Linked DNA regions of Homo sapiens: region 2 is linked to region 1. A link is a loop called in an ENCODE intact Hi-C map of the cell type or tissue named here. Cell type or tissue: PC-3. All regions are shown on one strand.

Region 1 (8,000 bases):
AGTCCCACCTGTCTAATAATGTTTTTAAAATTAGCCCTCAGGAAAAAATGACTTCAAAACTGAAAATTTAAAGGCTCCAGTCAATTTCCTTTTGTCTCACAGTTTTTCTCTCAACAGATAAAGAAAAATCCATAGTAACAAGATAACATTTCATGCATTTACACATTTTCTCCTATAGACATCTACAGCCTTCAGAAAGTATATTATTTGTAGCCATGCCCATCTGACATTTTCCATTTTACTCAAAAGATTTTATGGTTTGGTATTACAGCAATATACAAATTTGACAGCTTGCAATAGGATCTAGTCCCTGTAGCAAATCATTCTGACAGTTAAGTACTATACAGCTACTAATGTACTTTTTTTTTTTTGCACTACACTTATTTAAAAACCTTACAAAGCTGGAGACATATGTATGTTGAAATCCTGAAGAACATTATCTTAATGATGTTATATAATTTTATACTGGCCGTGTTAAATAATAAGACACCACATACCATACCACAACCGTGTCATCTGTAGTATAGTACCTCTTACTCCTCCTTTAGAATAGTTCACTATTCAAAGCACTTTTTGTGCACATTAACACTACTGATTACTGTTTAAGCAATAAGTTTTCTCATCATTGTCAATGTTTATTATTTTCTTAGAACTTCTCTGTCTTTAAAAATACCTGAGCCTATGAATAAATCGGTACATGAGTTAATGTGGAACATACTGACTTTTTCTGATTGCCTTTACGACACTACTTCTTTTCTTTTAGCATGATGAAAGATAATCAATATGTCTTTACATTTCCTAAAATGCATTAACAGAGGCCCTGTCAAATACAACCTTGATTCTTTCAGAAAGAAAGCCAAGTTGCTCACGAACATTGCTGTAACATTAACTAAATAGAACTCTGAGTGATCTTACAGCACAAGAGGCAGACCCTATCTCTACCTCTCAATAATTCTATTTTTAGTATTCAGTATATCTGATAACATGAGTCAGTTGGCAAGAGAACATGCGCCTTCGTCTAAGAAATAGGAAGTGTGATTGTATTTTCTCCCCCTTGATTCAACTCTTGAGATGGAATACCACAGTGAAACCACTCTATTTTCAGAATTGATATACCTTTCAAAACTATAATCTTTGGCTTGCAGGTTCACTATTATTTGCCTTCAGGTACAAATTTTAAAGTGTACAGAGGCTTCTAAGCAGAATAGTATGGTCTCAGCCAGACACGGAAAGGCTTGTAGCTCAGTCATCATTGTAGTGTAAATTCCTTTTCAAAATAATGTTCTTCACTCAGAGAACACTTGTGCCTGGGCTTTGTTCACTTGTCAAACACAAATCAGAGGTCATCGAATGCCCAGGGGCAAATCCTGCTATTCCAAAATTCATTTCTCCCTCTATTTGGTTGCAGAAATAGGATTTCAAATGTAAAAGTCCTAGAAAGGTCTAAAGACATAGAAACCAAAGGCACTGTGCTACACCACTGTGAGGACGGATGCATTTGTGACCCATGAACAATGCCAAATTTTTTGTGTTTGTTTGTTTTTTGAGACGTAGCCTTGCTCTGTCGCCAGGATGGAGTGCAGTGGCGCCATCTCGGTTCACTGCAACTTCCGCCTCCCAGGTTCAAGCAATTCTCCTGCGATAGGCTCCCGAGCAGCTGGTACTACAAGCATGCACCACCCACACCCGGCTAATTTTTGTATTTTTAGTAGAGATGGGGTTTCACCATGTTGGCCAGGATGGTCTCAATGCTAAGTTTGTTATGCAATGACAGCAATCAGAACAGACATCCGCTGCATTGAAAGATGTGATTTAATATTTAAATATTCATACAACAGTCCTATTTGAAAACTTTATCTCCAAATAGAGTATTTAAAACTAATAGTTGCATTTAGGATCTGCTACAACTTCCTAAGATTTCTTAAAACCCACAAACCTGCTCTGCTGGCTTATTTACAAAAATACCACAGATCTTTAATTAATTTAAGCTGCAGGAAGTGATCAATGTATACAATAAACATTCATGGTAAACATACAGCAACTACCAGAAATCCATACTTCTTTTTAACTCCTTTTGCTAGATTTTTAAAATGTCCTTCTCTTAAATTTTATAATCAAATCTAAGATTTTTACAGTGATCTGTCTCCAAACCCTACCGCCTTCTTCCTTCTGTGTGATACCATAAAAACATCATTTGTTATCTCTAAAGTCCCATCCTTAATCCTTCTTCCTGATCATTTTTATATTGTAAAAACAAAATAGGCCATTCTGTCTTAATGTGTGTTTTATATATCTCTATGTTCCCTTGTTTTTGTCTGTGCACAATTTTGTTCTTCTTCCAGAGATTCACTTATGACTACGGCCAATCAATCATACTAGTAGAGAAAATAAGAAAGAAAGAAGAAAAGGAAAAAATTCTGAATAAATTCTAAATCTATACCACTTGGGGTCAATTCTTTTTCTTTCAGTCCTCAGGCACACCAATCACCTGTGACTTCACACAACCCCCTAGATGGGCTACGGGGAGAAGGAAACGTCCTCAGTAGCCTCCTATTATCCTACAAAGTGCCAATCCTCACATATTCTTTTGGTGAACAGAGAAGGTGCTGCAGGGCACAGGGAAGGGGTTTGCAGTAATAGGACTTGCCACAAGGATAACTTTTCCCATACAGTAAAGTCATTCAGAAGCAAAGCAATTTATTCTAATGGACAGGTAATAAAAATACTACATAATATAAAACCTGCATTAAATATCAGAAGAATGCTGAAGCTGACAGGGAAACTGGTTCTCCCTTTTGGATATGAAGTCTTTAGCCCATTCAGCTAACTTTTCATTTCTTAAGATTTGTTAGCATTTTCATTTCTGCCCTGTAACAGGATGACTCTACTTAATAACCCGGTAGTTTTGGATAGCAACCTGTAGCATTTTTTTAGCTGGGGCAGCAATTACTTTAATAATTACACAAAAGTGAAATATTGTTAAAGAAAACGAAAGAAAGAACAAATTTAACTGGATGGAGACCACTACAGCCAAACTTATTTTTCATTAAAATGTTTTAGGTTTTTAAAAGTTAATTATTAAAGTATTTAAAATTGGACACAGAAATAAAAGAAAATATAATGTCTTGAAAATAAGTCTAATGTCATCATTGTTGTCCATTTAATTGTATGATGAACAAAGGCCACACCTGTGACATTACCAAGCAAGGTGGCTGGATGAGCTAAAGGATCTCCATGAAGCACACACCATTTTAGGATCAATAAATCCACAGAAGAGCACCAAAAGGCTTGTTTTCCATTAGTTGTCATTTTTTAAAAACTGGCCATTATACATAAGAGGAAAAAATCTGCTCAAGTAAACAAATCCTTTCCTGTATCCGCCACAAAATTCTCCTTGCACGAATAATTTACCAGAGGAGCTTTTCAAAAGCTGTAGGTTGAAGCTCTGAATAAATAAACGACTAACAATAGTGTTACCAAAATATTCAAATACCTCTGCATAAATTCCAGTATTTCATATTCTAGAAAGACTGCTAATAATGAGCATTTTAAAAATAAACAGCCTTCATATAATGGAAGACATTTTAAACTTATGCTTGCCCACCAGTCATTCTATTAGCCTCTTGCAGTTACTAGCTTTATACTAGTGTTGTTTATTACTTATTCAGAAAAACTCTAACTTGCCCCAAGGGACAGCAGCTCTTTTTCTACAGTTAAATGAAAAACTAAACTAAAAAACTGTCCTTTGGAATTCAACACTTTGAATGCATCACGAGCAGTACTTTCGATGCTCTATTGTCATCCCTTGGGCACTCGCTCGCTCTCTCTCTCTCTCTCTCTCTCTCTCTCTCTCTCTCTGCAGGTGTGGCCAGAGCTCTGGTTAGGCACTAGAGAAGGGAGGTGGTAGTTTAAGAGCAACATAAGAAACTGGTGCAGCAGCACCACCTCGTGGGTACTGAAGAGATGCAGCCCTTGCTGCTGCTTCAGGGATGAACCACTTGTCCACTCATTTTCAATCCCCAGCTGACCAGAAGTTCCAAGATCAGAATTTTCAACCAACAAGATGAGTACTGCATGCATGTTTCATAGGCTCTCTGGAGTACTGCTGGGCTCTACAATTTAATCATATGTCTCCTGTGATGCAGATAAGTAAAGTAATGCCTTGCTTTAGAGCAATATGCAGACATGTGTGTGAATTAGATCTGTTACATTTAAAGGAGAAACCGTGGAAAGGCAAAGGCCATTTGTTATTGTCTGATCGCACTCCTCCAGCCACAGTCATTATAAGCCTGACGTGCAAATAATGAATAATGATTTGCTGCCTTTTATTCATTTCATAAATATTTACTCAGTGACTACTATGTGCATATACACATACATCACAGAATTTTAATCTTAGGTGAAACTTGATTAGTATTCAATTTGGTTGTTCAATTTCCATAAGAACAGGTAATGTTAAATTGTTAAATGAGATTATATAATTAATAAGTATATAGTAGCTGATATGCACATGTTACCAGACTTTATTGCTTTGCTAACAAAAAAGAAATTTGGATTTGAAAAAAGAAAAAAATCCAGGTTTGTTTTTAAAAACATTTAACAATTTCTGTTCTGTCAGTCTTGAATTCAGTTCTTCCAACCAAGATATTCTCTAAAAATGACAAATATTGAAAATGTTCTCTTTCTGTCTATATCTTCGCTGTAGACCCGTGGATTCTTAAATGAGGGTGATTTTGCCTCCCAGGGGATAGCTGGCAATGCCTGTTTGGTGAAGGCTGCTGGAATCCTATGATGCACATGACAGTCCTCCACAACGAAGAATTATCTGCTCTAAAATGTCAGTAATGCCAAGGTTGACAGAACAAAAACTGTGTCTGATTCAAAAATGTATACTACATGGCAAGACAAGTGATAATTGTTTGGTGAAATAAATTGATTATGACATCTAAATAATTCTTATTATTTTCCAGTTGTATGAAGAGGAAGGCAGAATGGACAGTCTAGAGTTCAGAAAAGGAATGCCCACAGCTCCAGAAAAAAATATTGAAACTGACACTGGCAGACACATATATATTTATGAAATAGGCAGAATAAAATAGCTTACCTGGACTTACTTTTGCCTGGATGAAATACCACACAAAACTACTCTGCTTTCCTGCCGGCCATGAACTTGTTAGGTTACCATTTAAACTTCAGAAGAATGCCTATGTCAGGAAAGTGTACCCTTAACACGACATACAGGCAGAGCATCCTATTCCCTGGAAAGGTGCGTTTCATTCCCCACATAAGTAAATTGTATTATTCAAAGCCATCCTCTCTGAGTCTGATCACCATGGAACATCAATGAAGACTGGGGCACAGACACTGGACTGCAGTGGACTCACAAGGGTGATGATTCCTTCCTGAGGACTCTTGGTGAAAAAGAATCCAGACTTTCAGTCATTGCCCCTGTCAAACTATTACAAACTTAGACATTCTTCCCCCCAAATGAAGTTGCTCCTCGTATTATTATTCCACTAAAGATAACTACTACAAGCATTTTGATGAGGATCATTCTAAGAAACTTTCCATAAATATAACATTATATGAAAAATAATCTGGTCAAGAGGCTGCTATTTTCATCCAAAAATATTTCACAGATCTCAGTTTACATCTGTAACCATAGCTCTATGTTATCATTTGAATAGACTTTTGGTGATAATGACATTCAGTTAAGACATGCTCTTTTAAAGGTACCGACTGCTTAAGGAAGGAAATGTTCCATGAGAAATGTGATATGCACTATCAAGATGAAGCACAGCACTGTGAGGAAAGCGACAAGCTTCACCATCTTTACTTGCAATTATGATATTTCTAGATATAACACCCTGAATGTGGATGAAATAATCCTGCTGCCCTTCCCTGCTGTTCTCTCAAAAACCCTTTGGGACTGATGTGGGTAACGTTAAATCTTTAAGGAAGCACTTATGGACTAGAGAAGCCAAGACATAGGCCTGTGGAGGCAGCCTCAAGAGCAGTGACTACTCCTTCTGAGGGGCACTGCACTGGTAATAACACAGAAACAAAGGTGATTTTAAAAGGTGGTGTAGAATTTTGACAAATATCTATTACTTTTATAATCAGAAAAAAATATTAAAATGTTAACATTTGTTAATATTTGTCACACCAAACATTAAATTATTTAACATGTGGTAGTTCAACTTTTTTTTGGATATCATATCTTATAGTCCTAATTCTTACAAACGTTTTGTTTGTTTTTTGGTGTCTTTTTTTTTTTTTGGTAATCTGGGTATAAGATTTCAAGCTTTCCTATGGAAGTCCAGGAGCTGAAGAATTATACTCTCTTCTTACTTCTTCTGACAGTCACTGTGACCTTTAGAGGGCCATTTAAATGGCCCACTCATTTCCATCTTAGATTACAAAACTTCCAACTACCACATGCTGAGCATCCTAAGCCCAACACTCACATCAGCCACAGTAATCATCAGTTCCATGAAAGGCCCATATATTTCCTAGTGAAGTGAAATTCTTGATGGAGGTATGATGGCAAATAACAGTGTTCACTTTCACTTCTCCGAAAACAAAATACAGTAGGCTAGACTGTGAGTTCCTATAAGAGAGCCCCAGAGACGGCACACCCAGCTCGCCATTGGGGAAAAGAGCAGTGGGAAAACAAGCAACAGTCAAGAAAAAAGAGTCATAGTGATGATGCCTGAAATGCTGTACAGTGGAAAGACCTTCAGTGGAAAATAACAACGACTCAGGAAATTCTAGAGTTTTAAGTCCACCTGTAAGACGTGCTCCAATACATTAAGGTCATGCAGTTGAACTTTGGGGAAAGTTCTAATTAGGTATGCAATATAAGGGCCTAAACTAAGGATCTGCTGGCTCATAATTGAATAAAACTACAAAGTTACTTCAATGTTAAAGACAATAAAGGCCTATATTTTCAATGAAAAATGCTCTTAACAGAAACCAATGGGAAGATTTTTACACAGTTTCTGAACAAGCCAGAGAGTTTGGCATATTAAGTGACTTGTACCTATTCAAGAGTGAGAAAATATCTTCGTAAAAATAAAAGCTTCTTTATTTCTCTGTGTGTCTCTTCTTGGTGAAGAGATAATGAAATTAGGTTAGATACATTTTGCTAGGTTAAGACCAACCAAAGAGAGTCAAGAGAGAAAAATCTAAACAATTTAAATAGAGTTAGATGGCTCAGCTCCAGTACTGACAAATCTTACCAGATAACCTATAGTTTGAAAGTTCACATTAATTCAGGAAATGTATTACTATCTTTTTCCTCATTTCAGACAGAAATTGAGGAAGGTTATATGCAAACTTACAATATAACAGGAAAAGAATTTGTAAGAATAAATAAATTTAGGCTAAAGGAAAATAAGGGTAGAAAAATAAAAGAAAGCTAGGAGAAAATATACCTTGGGAATGTGTGCATTAATGGAAAAATTCAGAACTTGAAATTAACACTAATTTATGAGGTAAAAAAGAAGCTTTGCCACTCACCAATTTTAACCTCTGTAAAGGTATTCTGCCTACATCTATTTGTGTCCTTTCTGGGACATTAGTGAATCGAACTTCTGGGACCGCAACGGCGCACATGACATGGGCCCACCTACAGGAAAGGAGACATTAAACATAAACAAAAGTTCCCTAAACTTACATACTTCAACTTGGTGATGCCAGTTCTCACAGATGGGAAATACACAGATGAGCAAGAAAGCCAAAAGCCTAAATCCATCACAAACAGATTCTGAACTGTAAACCTCCTGAATGATACCTGGACAGACTCAGTACCACAGCTGCCCAACAACATTGTGCCATGAAGAGCTGATAAAGGCCCACGACTCTATCCTATTAACGTGCACATATTTTTCTACACTTGATCTGCAAAATACTGAAATGTGGGTTTCTTATTTCATTTGATGCTGGAATATGCATGTATGTGCTTAAAGTACTTAAGCTAATCAATATGTGGCAAAAGA
Region 2 (8,000 bases), 230 kb after region 1:
TTACATGAAAGAAAACTAAATGCCCAATTTGTTTCAGCCACTGATTCTGAGGTCTTTATTACTGGCAGCAGAATATTGTCTGACTGATATATTTCTTCGATAGTAAAATCCACAGATCCCCGCTTCCCCCACTGACTAGTGGATTAAAATAAGAAAAAAAATAACAGAGTCTATGACACTAACGTGATCTAACAAAAGGAAAAGTGAGTACCACTTAATTCTTGAATGGTAGCAAAGTATGGGCTGTACTTGAGCCTTTTCTTAACCACTAATACCTGGAAAATCCCAGTTTAAATAAAGAATATACCTGTTCTTCCCAATTCCTCTATACCACTCTGTGATTTTTCCTTCAGTTTCTCCCAGTTGTTGGTTTTTTCCACCTTGCTTCATTTTCTCTACAGCTGCTATTTCTTAAAGCAATGTCAGATTTAACACACTCTCATAACACATGGCAGAGGGCTGGTGCTACTGAGTTTCCCTTTTATTCTTCATAAAGAAAAACAGCCTAAGGTACTTCCAGTGGCCTCATTTTCATTCTTCATTCTTCACAGAATAAAATTCTGGATCATACACATAGGCACATTATTCCTTCAATGGAAAAGGAAAACTAACAATAATTCTCCTAAATATTAAACTATACTTCATCATTATAGGACATTTGGAAAGTAAACTTTAAAATATCAAATATATAAATCTGCAAAGAAGAGAAAACCATTTTATCATTTTAGTGACATCTTTCTCTTAAAAACTTGTTGTAACTAGCATATATTTAGAATCAGACTCCTGGCATTCATGACTCTAACTCTGCACCAGTGACCCCCCAAAAGCCCACTGACAGCTGGTGACTTATTTTGAAGAAACCATACTAGGATGCTGGGGTGTGGGAAGCAGCTCCACGACCTCCCTCATCTCAGCCAGACCTGCTGCTCTCTACCCTTGGGCAAGTGAATGAATTATGAGGGAGATTGTAAGCAATACTGGAAATCCAGAGTGGGCATTCCAAAATCTTGGAGATATATCTATACACGGTTATCCTGGTTTCCTCACATACCACTGTGTTACAAACATTTTCTTAACATTTTATTGTACATATTACTTCATGGCTTTAACAATTTGTATCCGTATTTCTCCTTTGTAACATGTAAGTTGTTTTACATTTTTTGCTGTAATAAGGAAAACACTAAAAAAAATTTTGGTACAGAAACACTGCCCCATATTTTTGATCATCTGTAAAACAGATTCTAGGAGAAGTTGTAGATGAATGGTTCCTTTCTGACAAGAATTACTTGAATCTTTCTACTCTATTTATAAATTCACCCCAGAAAAAAAACACAGGCTTTTATATCTTACAAAATTATAATAAAGATGAAATCTAGATTATCTTTATATTCCTTTTTGTGAAATGGAAAACAGCAGGCCCAAAGCAGGAACTGGGCTTCCAATAGATATACCTTATCAAAGCCCTTCTGTAAACCTGCAGGCAAGGCTGGGTTGCAGGGGAAATGCCCTTCTGACCAGCAGAGGCCTCAACAGACACCAATCCAAGACAAGAAGAGCTCCAGAGTATACACAGTGTTCAAGCTCTAACCATCCTTCCTGGTGACTGTCTGAAAGAGTAGAGACAGAATAGGAAAGGGGGGTCTCCCAGCTCTGCCACTAAGTAGGAGTCATCTAGGATAAACCCTAACATTCAGTCTGAGCTTCCTTATCTATCAATGTGTTGACTATTATACCAGATGATCTCCAAAGTTTTTTCCAGCTGAAATTGTCAATGACTTTATGTTCACCAGCCAAATTCAGCACTAAAACTCTCACTTTTCACCTCTGAGTTTCATGTTCTTTCTCCTTTAGTAATTCTCACTGAATTCTCACTGCTGTGTCCCTAATACTTTCCCACAGAAATCTGCCCCTCTAGGCATGCCAATCATCCAGAACTCACAAAACAGGCTCAGCTTCCTCATCCCTCACATTGCTCACCATGCCTAATGTCCATAATGCCCTGGATTCTCAGTACAGTCTTGTGGACTTTGCCAGTGCCCAGTAATCTTCACCTCTTTACACTCCTACTGTGTGTAGTATTCATGCCATCCACCAGGCTTCTGCCTGTATAGTGTGTGTTGTTTATCCCTCAGGGAAACCATTCATGACTCTCAAGCTAACCAGTAAGCTCCTTGCACTGGCCAACACCCACCATTGCTGACACGTCTCACAATCATCGATCACTCAGAGTGATTCTCCACACATATTTGTTGATTTATCAATTTACCAGGTTATTAAACATTTAAGTATGTTTCAACTGTGAAGTTTAACAGTTGAGAGGTAAAGAGAAGAGTGAAAAGAGAAACGGCCAATTCTACTCACATCCTATCCAACCCAATTTTTTTTTTCTTGAGACGGAGTTTCGATCTTGTTGCCCAGGCTGGAGTGCAATGGCGCCATCTCGGCTCATGCCAACCTCTACCTCCCAGGTTCAAACAATTCTCCTGCCTCAGCCTCCTGAGTAGCTGGGATTACAGGCATGTGTCACCACGCCCGGCTAATTTTATATTTTTTAGTAGAGACGAGGTTTCTCCACTTTGGCCAGGTTGGTCTCGAACTCCCAACCTCAGGTGATCCACCCACCTCAGCCTCCCAAAGTACTGGGATTACAGGCGTGAGCCACCGCACCTGGCCCCACCCCAAATTTTTAAACTATGTCTGACAGAAGATCAGACGGTCTCTACGTGAACATTCCAAGGTCAGTATTTCCTTACCTCAAGTGGCAGCCCAACCTGCTCTGGGGCAGATGTATTCCTTAGAAACTTATTCCAGAGATGGCCGGGCACGGTGGCTCACACCTGTAATCCCAGCACTTTGGGAGGCCGAGGCAGGCAGATCACAAGGTCAGGAGATTGAGACCAGCCTGTCTGACATGGTGAAACCCCGTCTCTACTAAAAATACAAAAAATTAGCCGGGCGTTGTGGTGGGCTCCTGTAGTCCCAGCTATTCGGGAGGCTGAGACAGGAGAATGGCCTGAACCTGGGAGGCGGAGCTTGCAGTGAGCTGAGATCACGCCACTGCACTCCAGCCTGGGCGACAGTGCGAGGCTCCGTCTCAAAAAAAAAAAGAAACTTATTCCAGAGACAGACTGAATTTTCCCACAGTGATCCCACCTAACCTTCCTACTTGCACCATTCTCAGGGGCAACAACCACATGGGCTTTAACTGCTCTTCCAACAATTCCTGCACCATCCCAGCTGTGCTGCTCTGGCAACACCCCTCTGAAAACACAGCTTCTAGAACTAACGGAAACATTCTGGATGCAATGTGACCAATAAAGCTGTCCATCACCTCCCCTGTCTGGATGATAACTTTTGGGGTCATGCAAGCTGACCTGCTTCACTAAAGAGCAGCCATAACATGCTAGCAGATAAATGAGCTGTGATTACCTAGAAGCCTTATTTCACAGAACTAAAACCTGAAAGTCACAATCCTACAAGCCAATAGCTCTCTCTCTGCGTCAAAACCTGTCTAGGATGACATCTTTGCCTTGGATGTGAAATTTAGGCAGTTAGTGTTCTGGCTTTGAACGATTTGTTATTTCAAAGTAAATGATATCCTGACATGATAAAAATAAAAAATGGAAAGGAACTCTCCTGGTGACTCAAACCGTTTAAACTGTTTTACCTCATTTGGAAACCCACAGCCTCAAATAAATTTGCTGTCCAAGAGCACCATCTGCTGGATGAAGGTATTTAAGCTACCCCATTGAGGGAGAGGGAAAAAAAGTCTATAGGTTAAATGCCACTATGTCTAACACCTTGGTGTGAAAAGATTCCCATGCCTCACCAACAGGTTTCTTATAAAGGAGCTCTTGATTTGACAAAATTCTAATACAAGAGAAATCTGGAACTGACAAAAATTCACTATCATTGAATTTAGTTCATCTTAAATATTGCTTATCATAAAGTAAACATTTCTGAGCTGGAAGGAACGAGAGAGAGCAGTTAATTCAATTTCTTCCCCTTGTAGATGAAGACTCTGAGAAAAACACAGAGCTTTCCTGAAAGTCACAGCTAGGAATGGCAGACATTGATTATAAACGAAAACAGGTCAAATATTCTGTGATGTTTAATAAAGTCTTCAATCTCAAGAAGCTGCAGAAGAATGGCAGAAAATGGGGCAGTGGGTGTCTGTGCAAGGTGCCACTCTCTCAGGTTAGCAGCGATCTGGCCACCCACTGTGGACTGTGCCCTGCCCCACACTGACCAACACAAGATCAGGAGCTGTCATACTCTCCCGCCTCCACCCACCCACATCCTTCATATTAGATTTATCTGCTTTCCTCTACCTGTGAAAACCATCCTGCCAATAAAAACAATAAAAATAAGATACATTTTCTTTTTTTTTTTTTTGAGATGGAGTTTCACTCTGTCGCCCAGGCTGGAGTGCAGTGGCGCGATCTCAGCTCATTGCAACCTCTACCTCCCAGGTTCAAGCGATTCTCCTGCCTCAGCTTCCCCAATAGCTGGCACTACAGGTCCCTGCCACCATGCCTGGCTAATTTTTTGTATTTTTAGTAGAGACAGGGTTTCACAATGTTGACCAGGCTGGTCTTGAACTGCTGACCTCAGGTGATCCACCCACCTTGGCCTCCCAAAGTGCTGGGATCACAGGCATAAGCCACCGCGCCCGGCCAAATAAGATAAATTTTCAATCATCTTGTTGAAGAACATCTATCATCATGGGAAAGCATTCACAATGGGTCAAACAGAAGGGGGATAAAACTATGTTCATTGTACCACAAAAATTTTTTTTATATGCAATTATGGAGCATTCATAGAGAAAAAATGGAAGGAAATATACAAAACAGTTTTGACAGCTGTTTTCTCTGAATGCCAGGATTATGAATGATTTTCATTTTCTCTATGTAATACCTTCCCATATTTTTCATATGTAATGTTTATATTAACAAAAAGGTAACTTTTACCTTAAAGTGGTGTAATTTATACTTATAGATTATCAAGAAAACTAAAAACAAAATGGAAAGAATAGGACACCAACCACCCATCCACCTAGTACGAGCATAGCAAAAAAAAAAAAACTTTTCCCCAGCTCAAGAAGAAATATATAAAACATTTATATTTTTTTGTATTAAGATTCTCCACAAGGCCAGGCACAGTAGCTCATGCCAGTAATCCCGTAACTTTGAGAGGCGGAGGCAGGAAGATCACTTGAAGCCAGGAGTTTGAGATCAGCCTGGGCAATATAGTGAAATCCCGTCTCTACAAAAACTACAAAAAATTAGCTGGGCATGGTGGCGCACACACGTAGTCCCAGCTACTCAGTAGGCTGAGGTGGAAGGATCACCTGAGCCTGGGAGGTGGAGGCTGCTGTGAGCTGTGATTGTGACACTGCACTGCAGGCTGTGCAATGGAGTGAGACCTTGTCTTAAGAGAGACAGAGAAATAAATAAAAAAAAGATTTGCCACAATATTTTTCAAACTGTTTTAAATTTTCTATCACTTTTCCATTAATAAATACCTGAAGATAACAAAAGCAATAGGCCAGCAAATTAATATTGAAGAAAAATCTTGGAGGTACAATTTAAAATATTTTCTATATTTTGAGATGCAGAGACATGAGTTCACATGCTGTCCACTTGTAAAATTTTGCCTGGTTTATAAGACAAAACACAGGACATGATGTACCCCAAAGAACTCCATGGCTTCCAGTTTGAGAATCACTGTCTCTGAAGGTGATTCGTTCTTTCAGAAACATATCAGGAATGCAGTTACCTGAAGGCCAATAAATAAAGATAGAACACAGTTACCTTGCCCTAAGATCTCTGCATCATCTATGTGCAATAGATAAGTCATCTTTTGCTATGTATCTTACCGAAGCAGTTGTCAAGGTGTTTTCCGAGGACCACAGGAAGACACGCAGACCTTGTCAGAGGGTCTGTGACATCAAAACTATTTTCAAAATTATACCAGAACATTAATTAGTATTTGCCTTTTTCACTCTCATGAGTATAGAGTTTTCCAGAAGCTATAGGACATATGACTTTATAACAGATTAAATGTAGAAGCTGATATAAAAATCCAGCTATCTTTTTTTTTTTTTTTTTTTTTTGAGACCGAGTTTCACTCTGGTTGCCCAGGCTGGAGTGCAATGGCACTATCTCAGCTCACTGCAACCTCTGCCTCTTGGGTTTGAGCAATTCTCTTGACTCTGCCTCTCGGGTAGCTGGGACTACAGGTGCATGTCACCACACCCGGCTAATTTTTTTGTATTTTTAGTAGAGATGGGGTTTCACCATGTTGGCCAGGCTGGTCTCGAACTCTTGACCTCAGGTGATCCACCCGCCTCGGCCTCCCCAAGTGCTGGGATTATGGGTGTGAGCCACCGTACCTGGCCACAATCTTCTATTGAGCTAGACATAAGAGATTTGAAAAATGTAAAATAATGTGACTCTTCCTACTAATTTTTTAATTGGGGAAATACAGTCACCTTTTCTTTTTCTGTCTGCTCCTCTCTACCCTATGGTCACCTTGTATAAAATAATGTATGTTGATATATAATGGACTGTTTTAATGAATTAAATATTTTTTAAATATTCTCTTAATTTTTTTTTTTTTTTGAGACGGAGTCTTGCGTGAGCCACCACGCCCGGCCTTAATTTCTAATACAATAAAAAACAATAGATATAACCTCCTTAAATGAAAGTTATTTGAGGTTCACAATAATTATTACAATTGTAACAGGGCCTTAAGATGAAAGTTTGAGAACTACTGTCTTGGAGTAAAAGAGTTCAGAAAAATGCACACTGGGGAAGCTCACCTGAACCCTCTTCACCCTTCTCATCCGAAGCCCTCCCCAAGCCTCTTGCTGTAACTAGACCATCTTGCTGCAGTCTGTTATCAGATCACAATATTTTTCACAGCTATTTTTCCAATGCCATGCACTCATCAGACCCTATGCTAGAGACTGGAGCTAGAGAATACATGAGAAATGACACCTGTCACCAATGAACTCAGAGTCTACTGCAGAAGAAATAGCCACGAAAAGAAATACCACAAAAACAAATACAAGTAACCTTCATCCTCTGTTATCATTTTCCAACTATTTGCTACAATAATTTTTTTACCCAATATTCACTGTCCAAATCAAAGACTCTCTATGATGGTGTCCACCAACAGAACTGTTTCAGTTGTATACAAATCTAGGTCAGAGAATATAGTCTGCAGCTAAGTTGTATCTCAGATGTTTTCCCAAAAGGATTATTTCTAGCGCCCACATTAAGTGTATTGGCATTACTGCTGTCATCTTCCCATCAGTATGAGTGAAAATGTCTCCTGAAAAAGTAGAAAAACCCGAGGAGAAAGTAAGTGAGCATATGAGACCTACAGAAGCCTACGAAGAGTTGGAAGTGATGGTGCGTACTGAAGGAAGGAGGCCCATCAGATATTAACTTGACATGTCCCAATCTCTTCAACATAGCAGAGTTGCTCCTGAAGAGCTTCACCATGTGACTCAAGATTTTGAAAAACTAGAGAAATTCCTTTTGCAGTGGACTCATAGCCATTCTCAGGGTAGGAGACCAATGATTATCTGGCTGGTACAGGAGAGGGTAGGGGACACCTTTGGAGATCTGGAGGCAGCAGCAACGAAGGAGCAACGTGATTCAGTGAAGGAGCTAAGTTTCAAAGCAAGTGCAAAATGGTCTGAAACATCCAACAACAGTGTGAGATAGCAGAAGTTGAAGGTGACAGGTAGGGCACCATCCCCTCACAGTGAAGTGTGGCTACCTTCCTCCAGTGACCTGCAGAAAACTATCATCAAAGATGGTTACACACACAGGAAATTCTCAGTCTTTATGAAATGCTATCCCATAGGTTTATTACAGAATCCAAAGGCTAAATTGCTCCATGGGTACTCTGACAGTGAGGATAAGCTACCCCCTTTTGGTGCAAAACATTGGTTCCAAGGGGCCACTGAAGACTGACCTGCATGTTAT

The links. A loop is a pair of places that touch in the nucleus more often than their neighbours do. Peaks named below come from ENCODE experiments on the same cell type or tissue, not always from the same donor. Only the 100,000 strongest peaks of a DNase experiment are listed, where the experiment ranks them.
Region 2: it touches region 1 in a loop (15-fold over the local background); 15 of 110 quality-filtered maps call a loop at or near these places.

What each region holds. Positions count from the first base shown.
Region 1 is chr9:7,048,722-7,056,721 of GRCh38, reverse strand. It overlaps KDM4C (lysine demethylase 4C), which reads right to left. Exons shown (of 22, transcript NM_015061.6): 17 at 7,522-7,630. Among named protein-coding and RNA genes, the nearest start is that of KDM4C, 290 kb to the right of the region's middle. In PC-3, CTCF peaks have their summits at 3,776 and 3,977 (motif pointing left); a DNase peak (open chromatin) is centred at 3,941; H3K4me3 peaks cover 390 bases; H3K27ac peaks cover 979 bases.
Region 2 is chr9:6,823,262-6,831,261 of GRCh38, reverse strand. All of the region lies in intron 4 of KDM4C (lysine demethylase 4C), which reads right to left. Among named protein-coding and RNA genes, the nearest start is that of KDM4C, 69 kb to the right of the region's middle. In PC-3, CTCF peaks have their summits at 2,111, 3,708 (motif pointing left) and 3,729 (motif pointing left); DNase peaks (open chromatin) are centred at 2,031 and 3,711; H3K27ac peaks cover 455 bases.